Linked DNA regions of Homo sapiens: region 2 is linked to region 1. A link is a contact called in ENCODE Hi-C data. All regions are on one chromosome and are shown on one strand. The core of a region is the stretch at or near the end of the contact, and the rest is flanking DNA. Distances in the headings are between cores, read along the strand shown. Region 1 holds the start of NEURL3 (neuralized E3 ubiquitin protein ligase 3). Region 2 has its middle 13 kb from the start of DUSP2.

What was found. Hi-C counts contacts between places; a loop is a spot of excess contacts on that map. Pooled maps may share reads with other maps.
Region 2: a map of right lobe of liver shows a loop between it and region 1 (2.8-fold over the local background). The contact joins the enhancer-like site here to the promoter of NEURL3 in region 1. A Hi-C loop is called at or near these places in 11 of 168 maps with a recorded cell type or tissue (CD4-positive, alpha-beta T cell, CD4-positive, alpha-beta memory T cell, aorta and 6 more), 1 of 37 single-sample maps with no recorded cell type and 5 of 50 pooled maps.

Annotation. Positions count from the first base shown.
Region 1 is chr2:96,501,967-96,507,969 of GRCh38, reverse strand. It overlaps NEURL3 (neuralized E3 ubiquitin protein ligase 3), which reads left to right and starts at 2,613. Exons shown (of 4, transcript NM_001285485.2): 1 at 2,613-2,711. The coding sequence starts at 2,684.
Region 2 is chr2:96,155,579-96,161,581 of GRCh38, reverse strand. No RefSeq gene overlaps it. Among named protein-coding and RNA genes, the nearest start is that of DUSP2, 13 kb to the right of the region's middle. RefSeq lists enhancers at 2,426-2,963, 2,972-3,111, 3,272-3,681, 3,398-3,692, 3,504-4,042 and 1 more. Within about 2 kb of position 3,646, at least 7 of the 41 ENCODE cell types and tissues checked have a DNase peak (open chromatin) inside an H3K27ac peak, as active enhancers do.

The DNA.
Region 1 (6,003 bases), core at 1,364-3,863:
GGCGCAAGGCAGACGGTCTCCAGCCACGATACCTGGGCCAATCCCAGCCTGTCACGTCATGCCTAGTGAGCTGAACAAGCTGCGTAACTGTCGTGTGCCTCAGTTTCCCCACGTGTATAATGGAAATGATTACAATAAACAGGACCTTTTTGAGGAGTTGCCATGAGGACTGTCAGGTAAGTTCTGGACTTAGAACGGTAGCATTCCGGGCCAGGAGCGGTGGCTCACGCCTGTAATCCCAGCACTTTGGGAGGCCGAGGCGGGTGGATCACGAGGTCAGTAGATCGAGACCATCCTGGCCAACATGGTGAAACCTCATCTCTACTAAAAATACAAAAATTAACTGGGCATCATGGAGAGCGCCACAGTCCCAGCTACTTGGGAGGCTGAGGCAGGAGAGTTGCTTGAACCTGGGAGGCAGAGGTTGCAGTGAGCCGAGATCGTGCCACTGCACTCCAGTCTGGGCCACAGAGCGAGACTCCCTCTCAAAAACAACAACAACAACAACAAAAACGGTAGCATTCTGCAGGGGAGGAAAAGTACAAAAGTAAAATCTTTCCCCACCCATTGCTCGGTTCATGGCTAGGACACCTATAACAAAAGACAGGTCAACAAGAGAAAAGCACACAAATTTATTTCATGTAAATTTTACATGACACAGGGGCCTTTGGAAATGAAGACCCAAAGAAATGGGGACATGTATTTTTATGCGTTGGTTTCATGAAGAGTGGGCATCGTGGAGAAGTGATTGGCTAAAGGGGGAAGGGGTAATAAACCGGGGAGAGTCGGCCAGCCTGTTCAGATTCTTCTCTCTGTCCCTGTGTCTTCAGAGGTAAGGATGGGTCTTATGGCCTCATGGCCCTACTTCAGGGGATTCGGGCAAAGGGAAGGTGAGCGAGGCCTTCCTGCTTCTGCTGTTTTCTTAAATGCCAAAGTGCCATATTTTGGGGTGGCATGTCCTGAACCCTGGCAGTTTGTTCAATAAACAAACACAGAGTGTGTGGCGGGTATGCCTGTACCCTGGACGGGAGGCTTTAGGCAGGTTTTTTAGCTCCTCAGAATGACCTCCTCTGCCCCCCAGCTGCCTCATGGCCCAAGGTCCCACTGATGCAACTATACCACCCCAGCCTGCTGGCTTTGGGTGGCCTGAGGGCCATAGCTTGCCAGGTAATTTTCCAGACAGTCTGAGGCTCAGAGTTGACTTCCCTAATAAGATGCCATACATACCTCTCATGAGAGTGTGATTTATTAACAAGATGCATGGCTGCAGCGCTCTGGGGAACCACCCAAGGCAGCCTGCACTAAGGTGGAGACGTACCTGGCACTAGCCATCCCTTAGCCGAGCAGTCACTGATTGTGGCCTTGATCTGGGGTCTTGGGAGGGGCTTAGCCCACAGGTTGAGGGTCAGGGCACTCACAAGGCTCCAAACCCACCAGGCCCTTGCCCCCGAAAGTGGGGTCCACTTGGCCAGGTGCGGTGGCTCATGCCTGTAATCTCAGCACCTGGGGATGCCAAGATGGGGGGACTGCTTGAGGCCAGAAGTTTGAGACCAGCCTGGGCCACATAGCTAGACCTGTCTTCACAATATCAGAAATATTAGCTGAGCATGGTGGAATGCACCTGTGGTCCCAGCTACTCAGGAGGCTGAGGTGGGAGGATCAATTGAGCTTGGGAGTTTGAGGTTGTAGTGAGCCATGATCACACCACTGCACTCTAGCCTGAATGACAGTGAGACCCTGTCTCAAAAAAAAAAGTCGGGTCCACTTATCTCAGGTAGGGCCTCAGGCTTTCTGAGTCAATCTGCATTTTAACAAGATCCCCAGGAGATTTGAGAGTATGTTGCAATGTGAGTGAGGAGCACTAGGTTAGAGTAAGCCACCTTCCCTCCATGATCCTCAGTTTTCCTAACCGAAATAAATATTGACGGGCTAGAATACCTTTGGCTTCTTTTCCAGTGCTAACACATTGGGAGCTAGACCTTTGCAGTGACTGTCTGTAGGGCTATTTGCATTTTGTGGCAGTTCTGGGAAAGTGGAATTCCCAGAAATTCCAGTGAGAAAGGCTGGAGGGACCATCAGCTCCTCTCCTCTTCTGTCTGCTTTACCCCTCCTTTCTGTTGGAGGTGCACAATTTCCCAGGTCCTGGGATACAGCAAATGCAATTCAATCTGCTTCAGCAACACAGATTGAGTTCCTTCTGTGTGCCAGGGTCTGCTGCAGTGAATCTCCATCCTGGCTGTACATTAGAATCATCTGCGTTGCTCTGTAAACTCCTGATGCCTGGGTTCCACCCTAGGCCAGTGGAACCGGAGTCTTTGGGGGCGGGGCTGGACATAGGTATTTATTAACATGCTTGGACCATTACAATGCACAGCCAGCTTGAGATTGGTCAGAAGTGAGAAAGAAGGCTACCGTAAGACCTACCCAGGCCAGACCCCCATTCCTGTTTCCTTCTCTTAGGCCGGCCAGCTCCAGCAGGTCAGTCTGCGAGTCAGGAGAAATCACTGGGAAATCCCCTGGATATAGTAACACATGACAGCACCATTGAATTAATCATCAACTTTGTAACGTGATCTCTGGCCCATAAAAAGCAGACCTGCTGAATCTTTGGTAACCTGTCCACTGGCCTTCTCCAGGCAGTTCCTTCTAGACCTGGGGACCTGTGCCCGAGGACCTTAGACTGATGGGTGCCCAGCTCTGCTTCGAGGCCAGTAAGTAGACCTCCTGCAAGCCTGGAGCTTGGTCTCTGGACTGGGGGTACAGGTAGCAGAGGGTGCTCTGTGTCATTGCTGGAGTAGAGATGTGGTCAGTGTAAAGTTTAGGGGGCTGGTGGGGTCCCAGTTCTGCCAAGTTGAGCTATGGGACCTTGGGTAAGTCACTTTGTCCCTGGGCCTCAGTTTCTACATCTCCAGGCCAGGGACGATGCCTGCTGGCTTACAGGGATCTTTATAAAATCAAACGCACAAATCAAAAGAGTGATAGGCACAAAGGTTCTCTGCAAGCCTCACCTGAGGCCACAGGTGTCCCGTAGTGGAAGAGCCATATGTGGGGGAGATAGAGGACCTGGTCTTTTTTTTTTTTTTTTTTTTTTTGAGACGGAGTCTCGCTCTGTTGCCCAGGCTGGAGTGCAGTGGCGTGATCTCAGCTCACTGCAAGCTCTGCCTCCTGGGTTCACGCCATTCTCCTGCCTCAGCCTCCCGAGTAGCTGGGACTACAGGCGCCCGCCACCACACCCGGCTAATTTTGTTTTGTATTTTTAGTACAGAAGGGGTTTCACCATGTTAGCCAGGTTGGTCGCGATCTCCTGACCTCGTGATCCACCCGCCTCGGCCTCCCAAAGTGCTGGGATTACAGGCGTGAGCCACCGCACCCGGCCTTGAGGACCTGGTCTTTCAGCACCAGCTATTGGGGTTGTGCATCTCTGGACCTACCCTCCCAGGTAAAGAGCTGGGAGCCTGGGCTCAGGGTCCTCTGTCCCCTGGTGGGCACCATGGGCTCACAGACTAGTAGTTGGCTGTGCCAAGAGCCACTGCTGCTGTCACAGTAATGGTGTTTGGCAGGGAAATGATGGGCCTTAAAGGAGGTGGCATGAGAGTGAAGCAGCCAGGAGCAGCGCTGGGATCCCCCACTTTCTGGCTGCAAAAACACAGATGACTAGCACAGCCTTCTCAAGCTCTGAGGGCTTCCCCGAGGCGGGATGAGGAGAAAAAGAGGCTGCAAAGTGCTTATGGGTGCCTGACACCCTGAAAGGCTTGACACCTGGAGGAGTGGTGAGGATGGAGATCCCTAGAGGCTCTTGCTGAGCAAGGGGCCGCCCCTGCCCCACTCAGATTCCAAGATCTTAGAGAATCTGGAATCTGACTCTACCTGTCCTGGAGTAGAGACACCCCAGAGGCCCTGCTTAGCCCGCAGGCAGTCCACCCCCTCAGCAGTGGGGACCCCGGGGCAGGTGGAGTAATTGGAGCGATCGCCCATGGGCAGGGCACTCAGCTTCTCTGAGCTCAGGGTCCTGCCTGCAAACAGGACCCATAGAAAGAGCGGCTGCCTCTAGGTGTGAGGGTGCTTGGGCACCAGGATGATCTGAACCCTGTGCCAGCCCAGCCACTGGGGACAGGTCTGCTTGGAGAGCCACATGTGGCCTATGCCCACCTCTGCCACTCCCCACCCTGGGAGTGGGGTGTCCCGGGCTGCCTGGGTCAAAGTGTGGGAGGACCCCTGCAGGCCTCGTGGGAGGAGGCAGGTGGAGTGGAGGTGGTGATCACACCCGTCAGGCCACCCCGACCCTGCTCCAGACCCAGGCACAGAGCCCTGTATGAAGTCGGTGGACACGGTCCTGTGGGCCCTTGCCAGGCTGGTGGGTCGGGGGTGGGTTTCGGCCCCACTCAGCCTTGGTGGTGCACAGTGAATAGCTGACATGACCATGCAGACAGACCAAGAGTCTTCATAGATGAGAGGCTGTGCCCTAAGGGACCTTTTGCTGCCCTGCCAGGTCCCAGGGGGCTGCCCGAGGTAGGGGGTGGAGCCTGAGTGAGCAGCACAGAGGAGGCTGCTTAGATGCCCCGGCTGCGGAATGACCTGTGCAGCCACCACGTCCCCTCGGCACCCACCAGCCCTGGTGACATGAGGACTTAGCTCCATACAGGGCTGCTGAGAAGGCTCCTGAAGCAGGGATCGGGGAGCTTTGCAAACTGTCAAATTATCCTCCAGGGCAAGGCCTGCTTCTCAAGGGCTCCCAGGGCCTCATGCACCCTCAAGGCCATTCCGGGGGAGTTCCCCTCCTCCCTGGACTGCCTCCAGCCAGCCAGTTCCCTACTCCCTCCAGGAAGTGGATGGAGGAGTGAGGTCACCTGCCGTCCTCCACCCCTCCTTGCCCCCAGAGCCAGTCCTGCATGGAGCCAGCCTCTGTCCCGGGCACCTGCCTAGAGGGTAGGGTGGAAACTCCATCCCCAATGAGCACGGGCTCATCTCTGCTGGTTCCCGTCTAGGCCCATGGTGCTGAGCATGACAGGGCTCCAGCTCCCCTGACCCCAGGGGTTCCCCTTTCTCTGTAGGGGCTGCACTGGGTGAGGCTGGGAGAACTCCTCATCAACCCTAGTTCTGCCCCTGATTGCTGTGGGGTGGGGCTAGCCACTTGCCCACTGTCTGCCTCTTAGGATGGCAGCAGGATTGGGTGTGGCAGTTTGTAGAGAGGGCTCGGATGCCGGCCACCATCTCCGGCACCGCCCCTCGTCCAGGGCCATTGCTCCAGCCTCTTGCCAAGCCCACTCCAGGGCTTCTCTCCAGTTCCCACCTCAGGGATGGGCAGTGACCCAGCCAAAGGGCTGGCCTCTGCCCTCCTAGATTGTGGCTGGTTGTGCCAAGAGGCCCCACTTGCCCTGTCACCCCCAGCCCCATGCCTGGCCAGGTAGGCAGTGAACAAGACTCCAGACAGGTGTCCTGAGACTCCTGGCCTTGCTGGACATGCACTTCACTGCCGTTTGTAGGTGAGGAGGCTGGGCCCTGGAGGACAGTGACCTGCCTGGGCCAGCAGCAGGGCAGGCCTGGAATGGGGGTGTTAGCCATGGCCCAGCTGGTATCCCACTGCCCTCCATGGAGCAGCCTCAACCATGGGCACAAGGTCAGGTTCACTGATGTCAGGGACCCCAGCATGGCTCCGGCTCTCCATGTGTGCTGGCTCTGGGACTTCTCCTTGCCTAGGTGCAGCCTTGAGGCACAGGGAGCTGGGCAGGCCTGCTGGGATTCGCAGGAAGGGATGAGTGCATCATGGGAAGGCACGGGCGGGGCGCAGGCGAGGGGTGAATGCGGATACACAGGGCTCTGTGAGAGTCCCAAGGCCACGGTGAGCACTGGTCTTTAATGCTGGGGAAAGGTCACTGCAGGTAGGCTTACCTTTGGCCTGTGGAAGTCAGGGACAGAGTCACTGTCACCGCAAACGTGTCCTGGTGCCTGACCAGATGGAGCCTCCTGGCCCTGGGCTCTGCTAGAGGGTGTAAACCTGTGTGT
Region 2 (6,003 bases), core at 2,397-4,896, 350 kb after region 1:
TATTTTTTAAGAAGAGACGAGGTTTCGCCATGTTGGTCAGGCTGGTCTTGAACTCCTGACCTCAGGTGATCCGCCTGTCTTGGCCTCCCAAAGTGCTGGGATTAGAGGCATGAGCCACCGCGCCCAGCCTGTTTCTAAGTATTTTCTCCATGTTTGTCACTCACCCTTTACTTTTGTTTGTGGTGAGTTTGAGCATACAGAAACTTTTAAAAAATTTTAAGTTTATTTTGTTTTTTTTCTCTCCAACTTTTATTTTAGGTTCAGAGGGTATGTGTGCAAGCTTGTGACATGGGTAAATTGCACGTTATGGGGGTTTGGTGTACAGATTTTTTCGTCACCCCAGTAATAAGGATAGTACTAGACAGGTAGTTTTTCGACCCTCACCCTCCTCGTCCACCTCAAGTAGGCTCCATGTGTGCTCAACGTTTAGCTCCCACTTATAAGTGAGAACTTGCGGTATTTGGTTATCTATTCCTGCATTAATTTGCTTAGGATGATGGCCTCCACCTCCATCCGTGTTGCTGCAAAGGACTTGATCTCCTTTTTTATGGCTGTGTAATCTTCCATGGTATATATGCACCACATTTTCTTTATCCAGTCCACCGTTGATGGGCATTTAGGTTTATTCCTCCTCCTTGCTGTTGTGCATAGTGCTGTAATGAGCATTCACGTGCATGTGTCTTTGTGGTAGAATGATTTATGTTCCTTTGGGTACATACTCAGTAATGAATTGCTGGGTCAAATGATAGTTCTGCTTTAAGTTCTTGGAGAAATCTCCAAACTGCTTTCTACAGTGGCTGAACTAATTTACATTCCCACTGGCAGCATGGAAGTGTTCTCTTTTCTCTACAACCTCTCCAGCATCTGTTATTTTTTGACTTTTTAATAGTAGCCATTCTGACTGGTGTGAATTGTTATCTCATTGTGGTTTCGATTTGCCTTTCTCTAATAATTAGTGATACTGACCATTTTATTCATATGCTTGTTGGCCATATGTATGTCTTCTTTTGAGAAGTGTCTGTTCATGGCCTTTGCCCATTTTTATTATTTTTATTTTTTATTTTTTTGAGAGAGAGTCTTGCTCTGTCACCCAGGCTAGAGTGCAGTGGCGAGGTCTCGGCTCACTGCAACCTCTGCCTTCTGGGTTGAAGTGATTCTCCTGCCTCAGCCTCCCAAGTAGCTAGCTGGGGCTACAGGCGCGAGCCACCACAGCTGGCTAATTTTTGTATTTTTAGTAGAGACAGGGTTTCACATATTGGCCAGGCTGGTCTCTTGAACTCCTGACCTCAAGTGGTCTGCCTGCTTTGGCCTCCAAAAGTGCTGGATTACAGGCATGAGCCATTGTACCCAGCCCTTTGTCCATTTTTTAAATGGGGTTGTTTTTTGCTTGTTAATTTAAGTTCCTTATAGATTCTGGATATTAGAACTTTGTTGGATGCATTGTTTGCAAATATTTTCTCTTGTTCTGTAGGTTGCCTGTTTACTCTGTTGATGGTTTCTTTTGCTGTGTAGAAGCTGTTTAGTTTAATTAGGTCCCATTTGTTAATTTTTGGTTTTGTTCCAATTGCTTTTGGAGTCTCTGCCAGGGCTTGTGTCCAGAATGGTATTTCCTAGGTTTTCTTCTAGGGTTTTTATAGTTTTTATATGCTGGGAGTTCTGGGGAGGAGAGCCTGCATACCAGCCTGAGCTCCTAGTCCCCACTTAACCCTGGGCCACTGTCCTGTCAGCCAAATCGAACTGCTACCGACATACCTGGGTGCCACTGAAAGGTTTCCAGCAGAGCAATTTAGAAACTTAGAAAGTTCATTCTGGATGCTACAGGAGGAGGGGCGAGGCTGGAACCAGGATAGAGGTGGGGTCTCTCAACTCCCTCCAGCCAAAGACCACGAGGAACACAGCTGTAGTTGAACAAATCGGGCATATTTGCAGCGAGGGCAAACACACAGTACCAGGAACCGTGGGCGTCTGGGCAGGATGTGTGAGAAAGCACCTGTGCCACAGGCTGGGCTGTCCTGTGTCCTTGATGTGTTGTGGAGAATTGGACTCCACCTCTTGATAGAAGAGCGTCAAAATGTTGTAGTCATTTTTGCACTGTACCACAAGGCCATTCTTCTTTTTTGGGCTGGGAGAACAAGGAGAGGGAAGATGTTGTCAGAGTCTGGGACAGCGAGGGCTGTGAAGAGGGGCCGAGCTATGGGAACGGGAGTCCCAGAGGGACCCAGCCCGGCCCACACCTTGGTGTCAGGGCAGAGGAGGAGCAGGGATAGAAGTCCTCGAGACTCTTTCCCCACTTCGCCTCCTGGTGCCTTCTGGCTGAGTAGTCAGGAAGCAGAGAGTGAGAGATCCCACCTGACTGTCCGTGCATGGCAGCCTGTGGGCCCAGAGCAGGGAGGAGAACGGGTCTGGGAAGGGGAAGGGGACAGAGAGTAACCAGCAAAGCCACTGCATTCCCAGAGCCCAGAGCGGTGCCTGGCGCATAAGAGCTGCTCCACAAATATGTGTTGAATGGCTGAGTCTCACGGAGGTCTTAGTTCTGGGCAGCGCCCCTCTAATGTGTGTGATCCTCCTGGGGAAATTCCAGGGTGGAGGAGGAGAAGTTTATTGAAGGGGCAAGAAGGGGCTGGGGCCAAAAACAGTCAGCAACACCCTCTCGTGACCCAGCTCCTGGCTCTCTCGCGACTCTTCTTGCCGCTGATGTGACTGGGCTGTCCCAGTGCAGACTCTCTGGACCTCACTGGCCAGGGTCTGAGGGCCTCCTGCCAAGCTAGGACAAGAAGGGGCTGTGCAGGCGGCCAGGCCCCCTGGGTCCACCTTGGACTCCTGGATCCCCCGTGCCCTGAGCCTCTCAGCAAGCCTTGCCCGAGCCCGTGCTGGGCAGCAGGTCCCGAGGCGGCCCTCTCGGGAGCAGACGGCTGCAGTGCACCAGCATGGATTTCTTCTGTCCCAGCACCTGCTGCATGGAGCCTACAGAAGGGGCTGCCGATCAGGGAAAGGAGGAAGGTTCTCTTAGCATAAGCAGCCCGGAGATGCACGAGGAAGGGGCCCAGCTAGGTGGGGCAGGGGGGCACTGTCTGTGACGCTCCCCCTGAATTGACAACCATGGGGCCTCTGCTCTCCCTGACTGCCCTCTCTTGCCCCACAGGATCCAAAGTTGAGGAGTCAAGGGCCAGGAGGCTGAGAGGTGCCAGAGCAGGAGGGTCCTGGGGAAGGCTTTGTCCTCGGCTGTGAGAGAAGCTTACACATGGGCAGAGGGGCCAGGAAGAGCCCTATGCCTGGAGAGAGGCTGGGGGACAGAAGAAAAGCTTCTTCTGGGGTCTCCCTATAGGTGGGGGCTGCCCCCTGTGCTGGGAGGCCAGCCCACTTGCCTGCCCTCATGAGTCTGTTGTTCCTTCATTATTTTAATTATTTACGTATGGCAGGCCGTTCACAGCTTCCAAAACACCTTCCCGGATGGTGGCTCATTCAGTTCCGACAACAGCAGGGTGAGGTGGTGCTGCTGGGGCCCCTTTCCCAGTGAAGCGGCAGGGGCAGGGTGACATGATTCAGCACTGCCGCCGCCCACACAGAGGGGCCACCCCTCCTTGCACGCCATGAGGGGAAGGCACCCCGTGTGCGCCCTACTGCTGGCGTGTGAGCAGTTTCTATTTCCCTTGGCGGACTGGGACTATGGGGCCTTCTCCCCGCTGGGGCCTGTCACTGTCCCAGCCCTGGACCCAGCAGGGAACTTCCTCCACCCTCTATAGGGTGGGGTGTGGGGAGAGCCCCGCTTAGCCTCAGCTCAGGGCTTCTGGGCTGCCGGACACTGCCTGGCCCTGTGGTCCCCAACCCATGTGGCCACCTGCTCACCCATTTTCGACTCCATGCCAGGGCCAAGATGCTTGTAAGCCCCTTGTCCTTCCTCTGCTACTGACCTGTCCCCAGGCCCCAAGGGCTCCTTGGGGAGGTAGGAGATGGCTGAGGATAAGCCCAGTGGTTTTCTGTAACCTGTTCCTTCTGCCCTGTGGGAACCATGGCTGTGCACTGGTCCTGTCCACAGCCCTACTTGCCCAGTGTGGCTCTGGCAGGGGCCACCCCTGTGTTCAGGCATGGGGGCCTCCTGGGGGGACGGTGGCTGACCTGGGGGCAGGCAGGTTCTGCTGAGGGTGGGGGAAGGCAGCATGGCTCTGGGCAGCCTGTACAGGACATGTCTTCTGCCCCTCCAGCCTCTTGCTTAGGATTCACCAAGCATGACTCACTTTCCCTCTCTGAGCCTCAGTTTCCATATCTGTAAAGAAGGGCTGATGAGAATCCCTGGGGTGAGGACAGAGGGAGACATCCAAGAGGGTGGAGCCTGCTTGGAAGCAGCTGCATGACAGCAGCTCCCATGGGACAGCAAGTCCCTGAGGGCTTCACAGAGCTGCAGGGCACCCAAGAGGGAGCCACCACGCTCCGCCAGGGTGACGGGGAAGCTTCCTGGAGGAGGCAGCATTGGTGCTGGCCCCAGGGAGGCGGGCATGAGGGCATTCTGAGTCCACAAGAAGGGCATTGCAGACAGAGTGGCTGCTGTGAGCAAGGTGGTTTGGGGGCCATGGGCACAGGGTGGTGGGAAGAACTAAGCTGGGCTTTGCTGAAGAACATGAATCAAATAAGGGGAAGAAAGATGGGGCCTTGACTCCCTGCTGAAGGGTGTGGATGCATCCCAGAGGCAACTATAGGGAGCTGGGACTCAGATTTCCCTCGGGGAAGAAGACTTGGGCTGTGATGGGAGGGGGTGGGCAGACGGGGCCGGGAGAGGCAGAGGCAGGTGCCCAGGACCTGGGGGTGGCTGTTATCATAGTCTGGTTAGGAGACAACAGGGCCTGGCTGATTCTGAAACCAACTGGTTGGTTTGGGAAACCTCTGCTGTAACCTCACATTAGCCCCCAAACCAGTTTGTCACACTGCTTGGAGTCACCCCAACATGGGCCCTGGTGTGGGCACATGACATGCCGGGTCTCTGATCCTTTTGTGGCATGGAGTTAACCACCTCTCTGCTTTTCTGGTTTAAAAAACAGTGCTTGTTTGTTTTTCTCATATTTTATGTCATCATTCCAAACAAATTTTGGAGAATAAGTAAAAGGTAAAAGTGTGTTTGAAGTGGGCTCATCTCTCAGCCAAGGTGGAGGGGGTTCCCCAGCCCCTGGAAGATGGTGAACCCATCTGGGGTTCTAACCCACAACTAATCTGTAGCCCATCTAATTTGTAGCCACATGTGAGGTCCCATGCCCCGGGTCCTGGGCACACACGCATTTCTGTTCTGTTTCCACTGGGTGGGGGTGGGGGACTGCTGGGCTCCAACCAAGGTCAGATGGTGCCAGGGGCATGGGTGGCAGTGCGGCCATGGGCATGTCAGGCCTCCTCTTCCTTGGAGGACCTTACCACCATCGGAGAGGCAGGACTAATGCACAGAGCCCAGGGGCCTTAACGAGGAAAGGATGGGCGGGAGTCCCAGTTCTGCCTTGACATTGGGGAAAAAATTCCTCATCCGCCAAATGGGAATAGCAAGTAATTCCTGTCCCGCAAAGTGATGTGAAACTGATGAGAAGTGTGATTTTTTTTTTTTTTTTGAGATGGAGTCTCGCTCTGTTGCCCAGGCTGGAGTGCAGTGGTGTGATCTCAGCTTGCTGCAAGCTCCGCCTCCTGGGTTCAAGTAATTCTCCTGCTTCAGCCTCCCTGGTAGCTGGGACTACAGGCGCCCGCCAACACACCTGGCTAATTTCTTTTTGTATTTTTAGTAGAGACGGGGTTTCATTGTGTTAGCCAGGATGGTCTTGATCTCCTAATCTTGTGATCCGCCCGCTTCAGCCTCCCAAAGCGCTGGGATTACAGACATTAGCCACCGCACCTGGCTGAGAAGTATGATTTAATGTAGCTAGCTCACGGTAGATTCACAGTAATTGGAAGTTATTGGAAAACATTGCCAAATAGTTCTTATTTTTAGCCAGAATGAGACAACATCCAGGTGCCTGGTGCTGCTGGAATAGA